Linked DNA regions of Homo sapiens: all the other regions are linked to region 1. A link is a contact called in ENCODE Hi-C or POLR2A ChIA-PET data. All regions are on one chromosome and are shown on one strand. Each heading gives the region's core, a stretch centred on a gene start or an enhancer-like site at or near the end of the contact. The rest is flanking DNA. Distances are from core to core; before and after follow the strand shown.

Region 1 (3,569 bases), core at 346-2,845:
CATACACACACACAAATACCATATACTCATATACCACATATACATATACTCATATGCCATATACACAAATACACATACACTCACCATATACACACATACATACACACAAATACCATATACTCACATACCATATACACATTTACCATATACTCATATGCCATACACACACAAATATATACCCATATACTATATGCTCACCATATACACACACGCAAATACAACACACACATACATACTTATATACCATACACACACATACATATACTCACATATACCCAATATACAAACATACCCATATACCATATACTCATCATATACCATACACACATACATATACTCAAATATACCCATATACCATATACTGTCATACCATATACACACATACATATACTCATACCATATACCCAATATACATACATATACCATATACACACATACATATACTAAAATGCCATATACTTATATACCATATATTCTTAATTATAGTGTAACAGTATAATATAATTACAGTATAGTATAAATAAAAACTGACAACCTATGGACTATTTTTGTATTGTTGGTTGTATGTGTTTGTCTGGCCCAAATAGAGTTTTGGGGTTTTGTTTTTGTTTTTGTACCACAGGGTCTCACTCTCTCACCCAGGCTGGAGTGCAGTGATGCAATCATAGCTCACTGCAACCTTGAACTCCTGGGCTCAAGCAATCCTCCTGCCTCAGCCTCCCAACGTGCGGGAATTACAGACATAAGCCACCAAGCCTAGCCAGTTTTTGTTTTTAATGAAATTGATTGTCAGCTTTTAAAAACTAGGAGAGTTCCTGTAATAATCTAGAGTTCTGTTTTTCCTGACAATTCAGTCCGACAATGTGGGTTAAGCTGGCAAGAGCCACATCCTTTACAAATTTCAAAACTTCACCTTACCCCCTGACCCCCAAAAAAGCTGACGTATCCAATAGGCACAGGAGACATTCAGGTATCTCAGCTAAGAGCTCAAGCTTTGCAGCAGACAGGCCTGGGCCTGAAGGCCAAACTCTACCACAAACCATGGTTGATCCTTGGGTAGGTAACTTGCTTCTCTGTGCCCCAGTTTACACTTCTGTGAAACATAGATATTACCTACTTTAAAGGTTGTTGTAATTTTTAAAAAGTTTTAATTTACAGACAGCAAAATTCACTTTTGGGAGAATACAGTCCTATGAGTCGTAACACCTGCATAGATTCCTGTAACCACCACCACAACCAAAACACAGAGCAGGTCCATCTCCCGAAGAGTTCCCTCCCAATGTGTAGGCAAACCCTCCTGCACTCCAACCCCCAGCTATCACTCATCTGTTCCCCATCTCTGTAATTCTGCCTTTTCTGATATATTTTTTAAGGAAATCCTGTTTTGTTAGCTACAATAACTTCATCATTATCCAGGGTGCTCCCTTTCATTGTCCCTGTCTGGGGAAAGTCGTTCCACGGCTGACAGACAGAATCAAGCCCTATAAAGCATTTGTTCAGTCCCTGGGCAGTCACTGGAGAATTCCTTAACATTGCCCTGCTTGTTCTGATCTCCTCCCCACCCACGGCACTTCCATCGGTCCCTAGCTGATCCTCTTCCCGTTAGGTCATTGCAATCCCAGCCCACAAAACGCCCACATTCCCAATGCTCTTGTTCCTGCTGACGAAGATAAGAAATGTGTCCTGAACCGGAAGAGCTGCCAGGGGAGACACAAGAGGGCCTCGGTTCCCCTGGTGCTCACCCACCACCATGCCCACCCACCAAGACACACAACAGGAAGAAACCTTTCACTCCCACAACAGATCAAGCCAAACTGAAAGACCCACAGTGTCACGAGGAAGCCCAATGACCACCCAGTTTCAGCAAAGAGCTATTCTTGACAAGCATGACTGGCAGAGAGGAAATGTCACCGTGAGAACGCCTCCAAACAGCATTTCTTTTCAGGGTGTGGAGGTGGAAGGAGGGTGTGAGAAAGCAAACCACAGATTTGGGAACAATGAATGTTCCCAAGGAAGCACGTGTGTCCCTTTTCACTCAAGTGAGGAACCAACTGGTTGGTCTGAATGGGAGCCCCGAAAGCAACTGCCCTGACCATCCTATTACATCAGGGCTGTACTCACAGGTGAGCCAGGATTGGAGCCAGGCTGTGCTCCAGCCCTGCTGCCTCTGGGATCCTGGGCACCCCATGCCTCCTCTCCAGACCTCCCTCAGTTTCTCCATCTGAAAATGGCACTGTAGGACAAGATGGACCTGGAGGGCGCCAACCACCAAAGGCGTGGAATTCACACTTAAGCGTCACTGGGCACAGGTGGCCGCCCTCTCTTTCTGAAACCCCCATACTGGAGGCTCCAGGGCAACACACTCCCCTGGTGTGGCTACTCCACCCCTTGCTTCTCCTCCTCAACCAGAACTCCACATCCTCAATGTCCCAGGGGCCTCACTCCTGCTCAATGCTCTACCCCTGACTCGCAACCTCAGTAAGCCAATGGGGCTGGAGTCTTTGTTGAGTGAGGCTGTCCTATGCACTGGGGGATGTTTAGCGCAACTCTGGCCACCAATCATTAGATGCCAGCAGTGTCCCCATCACCCCCTCAAAGTCATTTCAAGAACTACCACTCTAACCCAATCCCACGTACACGTCAAGATTCCCAGAATTACACCTCCTGCCTGAACCTGGCCACAGGGAACCCTAATTCCTGCCTCCAGCTGCCCTATTGACCTCTCCACCTAGGGGTGTAACAGCTGCTCAAATTTACATAATCTAAACTAGACCCTTGGCTTCTCCTGCCATACCCAGATCTGTCAGCACAATTACTGACACAATCTAGAAATTCTCTGTTGGGGGCCCTGTTCTACATTTTGTAGGATGTTGGGTGGTATCTCCCTGGCCTCCCTCCATTAGGTGCCAGGAGCACCCCAACCCCAGGTGTGACAACCAAAAATGTCTCCAAACATTGCCAGTGGGTGGGGAAGTGTTACAAAATTGCCCCCAGATGAGAATGGTTGACTGATATGGACTATTTGAAACACAGCACCGAGGGCTTCTTCTGAGATGTGAAGTCCATTCACATCCCTCCTGCGCTGAACCCTCCATCCACACCAGGGTCTACGAGGCCCCCGTACTGTCTCCGACTCCACGGACTGGCCTCACCCTCACTCACTGGGATGCAGCCACCCTGGCCTCCTTGCTAATCCTACAACACACCCAGTTACTCCTATAGCACACCAACTTAATCCTAACCCTAGAGCCTTTAAAATCTCTTATTCCTTCTAGAATCTTTTTCCTCCTGACACTGGCATGGCTGATTTTTCTTGTCACGTAAACTTCAGCTCAAATATCGCCTCTCAAAGAGGCCCCGTTTAACCCCTCCACCTAAGTGAACTGTGACATCTGCTTCGCAACTTGCCCATCTCTTGCCTCATCACATTACCTTCCAGACATCCATCATGGTGTGAACTATCTTGGTGTGAACTGCCTCTCATGGTGTGAACTGCCTTGTTATTTGCCTTTATTATTTTCTCTATCTTTCTAAAAACCCAGCCTCTACAAGAGCAGGTCCTTAGCTGA
Region 2 (3,569 bases), core at 698-3,197, 230 kb after region 1:
AACATCGTGAGACCCCCCCATCTCTACTTAAAAAAAAAATGAAAGAGAGATTCCTTTCCACAGTGCTTTTTAATGGTGCCCGAATATTTTACCAAAAATAATCTCATCTACACTAGGGGAAACATTGAGTTTAAATTGCTCATTTCACAAACGTAGAAACTGAGGCCCAGTATGGGGGTTGAAATTTTCCAGGGTAGTCATTTGGGAATTTGTCAAGTCTGGACTGTAAGCTTTCATAATAGGAACTGCATTGGCATGTGCTTGGGACAGGTCTGGTATACAGTGTCATTCAATAAATGAGTCCTGAGCCAGGCATGGTGACACATGCCTATAGTCCCAGCTACTCAAGAGGCTGAGGCTGGAGGGTCCCTTGAACCCAAGAATTTGAGGTTGCAGTGAACTATGATTGCACCACTGCACTCCAGACTAGGCTACAGAGTAAGACCATGTCTCTAGAAAAAAAAAAGTAATAATAAATAAGAAAAAAAGAGAAAGAAATTAGTTTTTTTTTTTTAGAGACGGAGTCTCACTCTGTTGCCCAGGCTGGAGTGCAGTGGTGTGATCTCGGCTCACTGTAACCTCTGCTTCCCGGGTTCAAGCAATTCTCCTGCCTCAGCCTCCTGAGTAGCTGGGACTACAGGCGCATGCTGCCACGCCTGGCTAATTTTTTGTATTTTAGTAGAGACGGGGTTTCACCGTTGTTGCCCAGGCTGGTCTCGAACTCCTGAGCTCAGGCAATCCACCTGCCTCGGCCTCCCAAAGTGCTAGGATTACAGGCGTGAGCCACCGTGCCCGGCCAGAAATTAGTTTTTATTTTATTTATGTATTTATTCATTTATTTTGAGATGGAGTCTCGCTCTGTCCCTTGGCTGGAGTGCCGTGGCGCGATCTCGGCTCACTGCAAGCTCCGCTTCTGGGGTTCACGCCATTCTCCTGCCTCAGCCTCCCGAGTAGCTGGAACTACAGGTGCCTGCTACCATGCCCAGCTAATTTTTTTGTATTTTTAGTGGAGACGGGGGTTTCACCGTGTTAACCAGGATGGTCTTGATCTCCTGACCTCGTGATCTGCCCACCTCGGCCTCCCAAAGTGCTGGGATTACAGGCCTGAGCCAGGTTCTTTATCAAACCTGCTTGTTTTTTGTTTTTTTTTGTTTTTTATGATATTATTCTGTTTGCATATTTTGGTACCTTCTTTTGTGTCTTTAATAATTATTAGCTCATCTTTCGATGGTTTTTGTGCAAACATGCTATTATCTGAAAGTACGCCTTTGCTTGCTGGGTTGACTCCTAGCTCCAGGAGGATGATTTCTATATTGTAATTTTGGATTACATGAGCCCCAAGGCCTGATTTCCTGCCCTTGTATTTGCATTGCATTAGGAGGTCTTTGCTTTCTGAGACCCGTGACACCTCCTCCTCTGGCATAGTATCTATCAGTTCACACTACCGGTTGGGTTTCAGTTCCATTTTTGTTTTTTGACATGGGGGATTTCCCTTTCTTTCCTGTGAACCCTGTGATTCATTTAAAAGAGTACTTGTTATCTTTTACTCAGAATTTCCAGATGTTTTTGCGGGTGGGGTTGAGTGTTTCAGGCTATCTAATCTGCTGTATTGCTGGAAACTGACCACCTTTGCGCTTTTTTTAGTTTCTTTTCTCTACCCCCTAGCTCTGAATATTCAGTTTCTGTTCTTTCATTTCCCACCCTACTCCCTCCTGTCTCATATATCTTTTATACCTTCAGCTTCAAATCCTTTTCTTAACAAGTTGATTTACTCTGGAGTTTCTAATTTAAATGCATCCCAGGTGGCAATCTCACAGGTCAACCTGGTTCCTGTTGGGCCAGATATTCTGGGTCCAGCTATCTCATAAATCACTTGCCCTGCCCATGCATTGGCTGCCCCTGGGGCTGATGCCCATGTCTGACACAATCAGCTGTGGTGTGAGCAGAAGTTGCCAGTCACATGGTACCAAAGAAGGTGACTTCTGCTCTGTCTTTAGAAGGGTCTGTGGGTAAGTGGGGCAGACATCATGACTGACATGTACAGTAACATCCTTAACAGGTTTGCAATGTAGTTGATTGATAATAGCCAGAAGGTTTAAAATATTTTTTTTTTTGAGATGGAGTTTTGCTCTTTTTGCCCAGGCTGGTGTGCAATGGCGCGATCTCGGCTCACTGCAACCTCTGCCTCCCAGGTTCAAGTGATTCTCCTGCCTCAGCCTCCCGAGTAGCTGGGATTACAGGCATGCACCACCACCCTGGCTAATTTTGTATTTTTAGTAGAGACGGGTTTTCTCCATGTTGGTCAGGCTGGTCTTGAACTCCTGACCTCAGGTGATCCGCCCACCTCGGCCTCACAAAGTGCTGGGATTACAGGCGTAAGCCACCACGCCTGGCAAATTTTTATTTTTTTTAAAGCTAGAATCTTAACTTGCCTTATACATTCACCTCTGGCATAGATACTGTTTGCATGCCCCAACATGGCTACTCCTTCCATGTTCCTACTCTGTAAGTACTAAATCATTGATAGAGGGTTTGTCCTCTCAAATAAGCTTACTGTCATCACTTTAAAACACTATTTCTTTTCTTTACTTTTTTTTTTTTTTTTTTGAGACGGAGTTTCACTGTTCTTGTTGCCCAGGCTGGAGTGCAATGGCACGGTCTTGGCTCACTGCAACCTCTGCCTCCTGGGTTCAAGCAATTCTCCTGCCTCAGCCTCCTAAGCAGCTGGAATTACAGGCACCCGCCACCACGCCTGGCTAATTTTTATATTTTTAGTAGATACGGGGTTCCACCATGTTGGCCAGGCTGGTCTCGAACTCTTGACCTCAGGTGATCCGCCCGCCTCGGCCTCCCTAAGTTCTGGGATTACAGGTGTGAGCCACCGCACCTGGTCCCCGAATTCATTTTTTAAAAAAGGAAGTGTTTTATTCCAGGGCTGGAGTCAGCCAACCTTTAAATGCCCCCGAAACTCTATATGATGGGATACCATGTAGCCAGTGAAACATTATGAAGCTGCTTAACATTCAACAGTTAAAAAAGATCTCCCAGATACTTTACTTTTAAAAGAAGTTGTGGATACATTGTAGGTGTATATATCAATGGGGTATACAGGATGTCTTGTTACAGGCATGCAATGTGAAATAAGCACATCATGGAGAATGGGGTCCAGATACTTTAAGTTAAAAAAAAAAAAAGAGATAAAGCAGTGTGTATAATAGGCCTTATTTTGTGTTACAAAAATGTATATATATATAGACCAGATGCGGTGGCTCACGCCTGTAATCCCAACACTTTGGGAGGCCAAGGCAGGCGGATCACTTGAGGTTAGGAGTTCAAGACCAGCCTGGCCAACATGGTGAAACCCCGGCTCTACTGAAAATTAAAAAAATTAGCTGGGCGTGGTGGTGCACGCCTGTAATCCCAGCTACTTGGGAGGTTGAGTCAGGAGAATTGCTTGAACCCGGGAGGTGGAGGTTACAGTGAGCAGAGATCACGCCACTGCACTCCAGCCTGCGTGACAGAGGGAGACTCCATCTCAGAAAAAAAAAAAAAAGAATATATATAAATAC
Region 3 (3,569 bases), core at 600-3,099, 210 kb after region 1:
TTTTGAGATAGGTCTTTTGCTCTGTTGCCCAGGCTGGAATACATAGCTCACTGTGGCCTCAAACTCTGGGTTCAAGTGATCCTCCCACCTCAGCTTCCCAAGTAGCTGAGATTAGTGGTGTGCACCACCACGTCTAACTAATTTTTTAAATTTTTTGTAGAAACAGGGCCTTTCTATGTTGGAAGAGGGTCAGGCGGGCGACTTGAGAAATCAAGCGCTCTGTTTTACCTGTGATTTGTGTTTCATATGCTGACATACTTCCGGGGTCTTGAGTTCCTTCTCCCGTGATTTTTCACTGGGGATGGGCTGTCTGCACGTGCAATGTGTTTATTGGAGTTGTGTACGTGCTCACTTGAGGCATTCTTCCCTTACCAGTTGAATGTCCCTAGACGGTCATCAGTTAAACTTTGCCATTTTGCCTCTTAATTCCCATGCTTGAGCCCATTTACCCAGTCCTGAGATCTTACTGGGAAGCTGCTGATCACCAGTTTCAGGTTGTTGTTTTTTTTCTGCTTATTGGGAGACTGCCTTTCCCTGGAGTCGGCTGAGACCAATCATTATTTTAGAGAGATAGTTAACAACCGCCTGAGCATCACCTGATGGTCACCTCTGGTCACCTGACATTCCTGGTGTGTGTGTGTTGTGGGGGAACTCTCTCTTGCTCTGTTCATGTCTGACTAGCTACCTACTGTAACAGCTGCACCACTGCATTCCAGCCTGGGTGACAGAGCGAGACGCTGTCTCAAAAAAAAAAAAAGGTGATTTGTGGCGATGGCAAAAATCTCAAAGGCGTTACATGAGTCACTGAAATTTGGGGAACTCTGATAGACCCAGGTTCTATCCTGGACTTTATTTGGCTGAACCAAACTGAACAAAAATTCCCTTGCATGAAAACTGGTGCTGGAGGAATATTTTCTTTGATTGATTGATTGAGGCAGGGTCTCACTGTCACCCAGGCTGGCATTGAGTGATGGAATCACGGCTCACTGCAGCCTCAACTTCCCGGCCTCAGGTGATCCTCCTGCCTCAGCCTCTCAAGTAGCTGGGACCATGGGCGCACACCCAGCTACCCAGCTAATTGATTTTTGTGGGGTTTTTTTTTTTTTTTTGAGATGGAGTCTCACTCTGTCACCCAGGCTAGAGTGCAATGGCTCGGTCTCGGCTCACTGCAACCTCCGCCTCCCAAGTTCAAGCAATTCTCCTGCCTCAGCCTCCCAAATAGCTGGGACTACAGGCACGTGCCACCACACCCAGCTAATGTTTGTATTTTTAGTAGAGATGGGGTTTCACTATGTTGGCCAGGCTGGTCTCAAACTCCTGACCTTGTGATCTGCCCACCTCAGCCTCCCAAAGTGCTGGGATTACAGGTGTGAGCCACTGCGTCTGGCCTATTTTTGTGCATTTTTTGTAGAGCCAGGATTTTGCCATGTTGCCCAGGCTGGTCTTGAACTTCTGGGCTCAAATGATCCTCCCGCCTTGGCCTCCCAAAGTGCTGGGGTTACAGGTATGAGCCACCATGTCCAGCTTGAGGAAATCTTTCCAAGGACTGCTGCCTTCAGGTGGAGCTTCAAGGTTCAAACGGTCTTTATTCATAGCCTTTTTAAATTTGGTGGGGGCTACATTTTTCAAATATATTTTCAAAGGCCTTCATTTGGGGAGAGGCCTTAAATGTGCCAACTGCCAGCTGCAAGAACCAAGTGGCCAGAACATCGAGGTTTTGAAGTCTCGCAAAACAGATGTGTAAAAGTCAACTGCACAGGCAGGACCTTAGAGTGGCACCCGGAACCCAAGGCCTTGAAAGATCCCAGCTTGTTTCTTTACAGAAAGCTTGGCTTTGTTGACCAGGCTGATAGAAACCGCGCCCAGCTGTAGAAAGGTTGCGTGTGTATATATGTGCGTGTTTCTGCTTCCTCTTTTTTTATCTCATACGATTACAAACACATAATCTCAAGGGTCTGCAGCACATGTCACCTTGGAGTTATTTTAGATTTACCCCCGGAACATCAAACGTTCATTCCAGAAGGGTTTGACAGGGCATAGAGAGTGCCGACTAAACCCAGAGGGGGCAAGTTCAAGCATGTTTTTCGCTACCCCAATTTGCATCAGTGCCTCCCCACCCCCCCAAAACACATGCCTCTTTTGCATTACTCAGTGAAAAGTGAAAACTGATAAAGAAAAGGCATGTTTTGTTAATTAAAAACATCTTTATTTAATAGCATGGCTGCTAAATCTGGTAAATAGCAGCATGCTGCTAGATCTGAATAATGGGGTCGTTTTTTTCTTTGACACAGGGTCTCACTCTGTCACTCAAACTGGAGTGCAGTGGTGCAGTCATGGCTCACTGCAGCCTGGAACTCCTGGGCTCAAGTGATCCTCCTGCCTCAGCCTCCTGAGTAGCTGAGACTACAGGCACGTGCAAGCATGCCCAGGTAATGGGGTCATTTTTGTTTCTTTTTCTTTCTTCTTATTTCAACCCTATTATCTGACCTTTTTTTTTCCCTTGCAAATATTCTTGTTCTGTCTCCTATGTCTGGAGATGGAAGATAAGGAAACCCATACTAGTCCTTTTGGGTTGCTCTGATCAAATAACAGAGCAACAGACAGAGAAAACAACAGAGGGAGGGAGGGCTTTCCCTCTTTCCCCCTCCCTCCCTCCCTCCCTCCCTCCCTTCCTTCCTTCCTTCCTTCCTTCCTTCCTTTTTTTCCTTCTTTTCTTTCTTTTCTTTCTTTTTTTAAGACGGAGTCTCGCTCTGTCGCCAGGCTGGAGTGCAGTGGCGTGATCTCAGCTCACTGCAACCTCCGCCCCTGCCCCAGGGTTCAAGTGATTCTCCTGCCTCAGCCTCCCAAGCAGCTGGGACTACAGGCGTGCGCCACCATGCCCAGCTAATTTTTGTATTTTTGTATTTTTTGTATATTTTGTATTTTGTAGAGACGGGGTTTCACCACGTTGGCCAGGATGGTCTTGATCTCTACCTCGTGATCTGCCCGCCTCGGCCTCCCAAAGTGCTGGGATTATAGGCATGAGCCACCATGCCCGGTCTTCTTTTCTTTCTTTCTCAATTTTATTAAGTGCATCCTATGGTACTATGCTGGGCATAATGGAAACCAAAACAGAAATAATGTCTACTCAGATGGAGTTTAATTTCTGGACAGGAGTAACAAACTGAAATGCATAACAGGAACCTAAGATGCACTGAATAGAGCTGGCTTGAGAAAGATAACCTGTAATCTTCACTGGCCTCAGTGTCTGGAAGGCATCAGGGAATAGTGGGTACCGTGGTAAACTGGAGAGCCCATGCTCCTTTCCAGATCCTCAGATCAGCCATCAGGAAAGTAGACCCTCTTTTCCCATACTTTTATATACATATTTCAAAAGAAGCCAGAAATTGACAGAAATTCAGATCTTTATGTGAAATCTACCAGTATTCAAATACTGACAACTCATTCAGATTATTTAAAATGCTTGTATGGGCCGGGCGCAGTGGCTAACGCTTATAATCCCAGCACTTTGGGAGGCCGAGGTGGGCGGATCACAAGGTCAGGAGATCAAGACCATCCTGGCTAACACG
Region 4 (3,569 bases), core at 667-3,166, 180 kb after region 1:
TAAACCCACATAAAAAGTTATGTAATAAGAGGACAGTCAATAACTATGTTTTCAACCTTTTCGGCAATGATCCACAGTAAAATATATGTTTTATACTATGACTCAGTAGATACATATATACACACACAAAAAAATAAAAATATGGGGCTGGGTAAGGTGGCTCACACCTGTAATCCCAGCACTTAGGGAGATCAAGGTGGGTGGATTGCTCGAGCCCAAGAGTTTGTGACCAGTCTGGACAACATAGCAAGACCCCGTCTTTACAAAAAAATAAAAAAAACTAGCCAGGTGCAGTAGCATGCCAGTGGTTCCAACAGCTGGGGAGACTGAGGAGGGAGGATCACCTGAGCTCAGGAAATCGAGGCTGCAATGAGCCATGATCATGTCATTGCATTCCAGCCTGGGCAACAGCAAGAACCTGTTTCAAAAAAAGAGAAAAGGCAAAAATTTTTTTTTCTTGAGACAGAGTCTCACTCTGTTGCTCAGGGTGGAGTACAGTGGTGCGATCTTGGCTCACTGTAACCTCCACCTTCCAGGTTTGAGTGATTCTCCTGCCTCAGCCTCCCAAGTAGCTGAGAATACAGGTGTGTGCCACCAGGCTTGGCTAATATTTGTATTTTTAGTAGAGATGGAGTTTCACCATGTTGACCAGGCTGGTCTTGAACTCCTGACTTCAGGTGATCTGCCCACCTCGGCCTCCCATAGTGTTGGGGTTACAGGCATGAGCCACTGTGCCCAGCCAGAAAAGACAAATCTATTTTTTTGTTTGTTTGTTCTTTTTTTGAGTTGGAGTCTTGCTCTGTCGCCCAGGCCGGAGTGCCGTGGCGCCATCTCGGCTCACTGCAACCTCCACCTCTCGGGTTCATGCCATTCTCCTGCCTCAGCCTCCCGAGTAGCTGGGATTACAGGCACGTGCCACCACACCCGGCTAATTTTTGTATTTTTAGTAGAGAAGGGGTTTCGCCTTATTGGCCAGGCTGGTCTCGAACTCCTGACTTCGTGATCCACCCGCCTCAGCCTCCCAAAGTGCTGGGATTACAGGCATGAGCCATCGCGCCCAGCCAGAAGAGACAAATCTATTAAGGCAAAAAGTACATTAGTGGTTGCCTGGAGCTGGGAGTGGGATCAGAGATTAAGGATAAGCAGGCCTGAGAGTTCCTGCTGGGGTGATGAAAAAGCTGCATTATATTAAAAATTTACTAAAAATAATCGAATTACACAAACAAAAGCAGTAGATTTCATGGCATGTAAATTACATAGCAATAAAACTGTCTTTTAAAAAAGAGAGGAAGAAAAGAAGAAGCAAAAGAAAAGAGGCCGGGCACAGTGGCTCATGCCTGTGATCCCAACACTTTGGGAGGCCAAGGCGGGTGGATCACCTGAGGTCAGGAGTTCGAGACCAGCCTGGCTAACACGGCAAAACCTTGTCTCTACTAAAAATACGAAAGTTAGCTGGGTGCTGTGGCGTGCGAGTGTAGTCCCAGCTACTTGGGAGGTTGAGGCAGGAGAACCGTTTGAACCCAGGAGGCAGAGGTTGCAGTGAGCCGAGATCACACCACTGCACTCCAGCCTGGGCAACAGAGCAAGACTCCGTCTCAAAAAAAAAAGAGAGAGAGAGAAAAAAAAAAAAAAAAGAGGAAGAGGAAGCGGAAGAATAACCACCCAAACCAATCGGTCTGCAGGGCTTGGGATTCAGCTTTTAAAAATTACATACATTTGCCCAACTCCAATCTTCCAGTTGTTCCCACTCTCCACAATTTCTTGAAGATTACTGCCTGCATTTCCTCGGTCACATGTGCCAATTATTTCAGTCCTCTGGAATGTCATTCATCAGGTTTAGAAACTTTTCGACAAGGTGAATATGGTAACGAAGTCCAAGAGTTGGATGTTTTCCCGCCCTTCTGAACCTCTTCCCTTCGCATACTCTTCTCCTCTGATGACTTCTCCTTTAGTCCGTGTTTACATTTTGTGATTTCTTAGACGTGAGCTCCTAGGCAACAGAAAGAGCTGGGGTAGTTGCGTGCACAGTGAGATGCACCTTAGGAAACTGTGGGCTTCTGGGGTGGCCTTCCCCTAAGTTCCCTGTGTGACTGTTGTAGATGTTTGTAGCTCAGTCTACCTAGCAACCCCTCCTCCTTCTGGAAACAGCTCTAGGTTTCCTGGGTGGGGTTTCCTTCTCCCCCTTGGTGTCTGTGGTCCTGGTGAGGCAGACCGCCACCCATGGGCTCCAGGAATAAGCAGGCGACTCAGGTCAATCCGGACACCAACATAGCTCAGCTCTGGCTGTGGTGATTGGCTGAAAGATGGACATGTGACCTAAGAGAGTCCAGTGAAAGTCAGTTCTGAGATGTTTTCTAGAAATACTGGAAAAGAGATGTTCTTTTTCTACCATGATTGCTTTGTGGTGGGATGTAAGGTTGACTGCTGTGAGCCTCGCTGGGCCACCATATGGGAAATTACCAAGAATGAAGCATTTACCTTTCCTATAGTCCCTGAAAAAAAAAAATAAAAATAAAAATGAAAATAAAAATAAAAATGAAGCTAACACAGGCCGGGCACTGTGGCTCATGCCTGTAATCCCAGCACTTTGGGAGGCCGAGGTGGGCACATCACCCGAGGTCAGGAGTTCGAGACCAGCCTGGCCAACATGGTGAAACCCCGTCTCTACTAAAAAAATTACAAAAATTAGCCAGGCGTGCTGGCATGTGCCTGTAATCCCAGCTACTCAGGAAGCTGAGGTAGGAGAATTGCTTGAACCCTGGAGGTGGAGGTTGCAGTGAGCTGAGATGGTGCCACTGCCCTCCAGCCTGGGCGACAGAGTGAGATCCGTCTCAAAAAAAAAAAAAAAAAAGTTAAATAAAGGAAATGGATCAGGAAATAGAGACAGCCAGACGCAGTGGCTCACGCCTGTAATCTCAGCACTTTGGGAGGCCGAGGCGGGTGGATTGATTGAGACCAGGAGTTTGAGACCAGCCTGGCCAACATGGTGAAACCATACAAAATTAACTGGGCGTGGTGGTGCATGCCTTTAATCCCAGCTACTAAAGAGGCTGAAGCAGAAGAATTGCTTGAACCCGAGAGATGGAGGTTGCAGTGAGCTGAGATCGCATCACTGCACTCCAGCCTGGGCTACAGAGCGAGACTCTGTCTCAAAAAAAAAAAAAAAAAAAAAGAAGCTAACACAAAGGAAATGAATCAAGAAATAGGGAAACAGTACTGATCTCACTGTGTGAGCCTCTGGGTCCATCCATACCTAAAGCTGGTACAAGCTGTACCCTTGCTATCAGGTGAGCCTGTGAATTCTCTTTTCATAACCAATTTGATCGTGATTTTTGTCACTTGTTGGCAAGAATAACACAGTGTCTGGCCAGGTGCGATGGCTCACATCTGTAATTCTAGCACTTTGGGAGGCCAAGGGCGAGGGATCACTGGAGGTCAGGAGTTTGAGACCAGCCTGGCCAACATGGTGAAACCCCATTGCTACAAAAATACCAAAATTAGCTGGGTGTGGTGGCAGGCACCTGTAGTTCCAGCTACTCGGGAGGCTGAGGCAGGAGAATCGCTTGAAC

Evidence for each region. A loop is a pair of places that touch in the nucleus more often than their neighbours do. ChIA-PET counts read pairs that join two places held with the same protein, here RNA polymerase II (POLR2A). Pooled maps may share reads with other maps.
Region 2: a loop to region 1 is called in a map of heart left ventricle, with 2.5 times the contacts of the local background. The contact joins two enhancer-like sites. A Hi-C loop is called at or near these places in 4 of 168 maps with a recorded cell type or tissue (B cell, dorsolateral prefrontal cortex, esophagus muscularis mucosa and 1 more), 19 of 37 single-sample maps with no recorded cell type and 9 of 50 pooled maps. POLR2A ChIA-PET finds 5 or more read pairs at or near these places in 3 of 52 experiments (HEK293T, RWPE1 and activated CD4-positive, alpha-beta T cell).
Region 3: a loop to region 1 is called in a map of endothelial cell of umbilical vein, with 1.8 times the contacts of the local background. The contact joins two enhancer-like sites. A Hi-C loop is called at or near these places in 2 of 168 maps with a recorded cell type or tissue (endothelial cell of umbilical vein and gastrocnemius medialis), 2 of 37 single-sample maps with no recorded cell type and 3 of 50 pooled maps. POLR2A ChIA-PET finds 5 or more read pairs at or near these places in 3 of 52 experiments (HEK293T, RWPE1 and WTC11).
Region 4: a pooled map shows a loop between it and region 1 (4-fold over the local background). The contact joins two enhancer-like sites. A Hi-C loop is called at or near these places in 1 of 37 single-sample maps with no recorded cell type and 2 of 50 pooled maps. POLR2A ChIA-PET finds 5 or more read pairs at or near these places in 5 of 52 experiments (AG04450, GM10248, H1 and 2 more).

Annotation. Positions count from the first base shown.
Region 1 is chr20:47,257,261-47,260,829 of GRCh38, forward strand. All of the region lies in intron 12 of ZMYND8 (zinc finger MYND-type containing 8), which reads right to left. Among named protein-coding and RNA genes, the nearest start is that of MIR3616, 92 kb to the left of the region's middle. RefSeq lists enhancers at 1,835-1,944, 2,325-2,464. Within about 2 kb of position 1,596, at least 16 of the 41 ENCODE cell types and tissues checked have a DNase peak (open chromatin) inside an H3K27ac peak, as active enhancers do; they include B cell and OCI-LY7, where a contact is called at or near this core.
Region 2 is chr20:47,485,849-47,489,417 of GRCh38, forward strand. No RefSeq gene overlaps it. Among named protein-coding and RNA genes, the nearest start is that of NCOA3, 14 kb to the right of the region's middle. RefSeq lists enhancers at 707-776, 1,377-1,706, 1,737-1,786 and silencers at 1,997-2,046, 2,067-2,126. Within about 2 kb of position 1,948, at least 9 of the 41 ENCODE cell types and tissues checked have a DNase peak (open chromatin) inside an H3K27ac peak, as active enhancers do; they include B cell, where a contact is called at or near this core.
Region 3 is chr20:47,466,587-47,470,155 of GRCh38, forward strand. No RefSeq gene overlaps it. Among named protein-coding and RNA genes, the nearest start is that of NCOA3, 34 kb to the right of the region's middle. RefSeq lists an enhancer at 2,092-2,251. Within about 2 kb of position 1,850, at least 5 of the 41 ENCODE cell types and tissues checked have a DNase peak (open chromatin) inside an H3K27ac peak, as active enhancers do.
Region 4 is chr20:47,437,020-47,440,588 of GRCh38, forward strand. No RefSeq gene overlaps it. Among named protein-coding and RNA genes, the nearest start is that of LINC01754, 27 kb to the left of the region's middle. Within about 2 kb of position 1,917, at least 8 of the 41 ENCODE cell types and tissues checked have a DNase peak (open chromatin) inside an H3K27ac peak, as active enhancers do; they include OCI-LY7, where a contact is called at or near this core.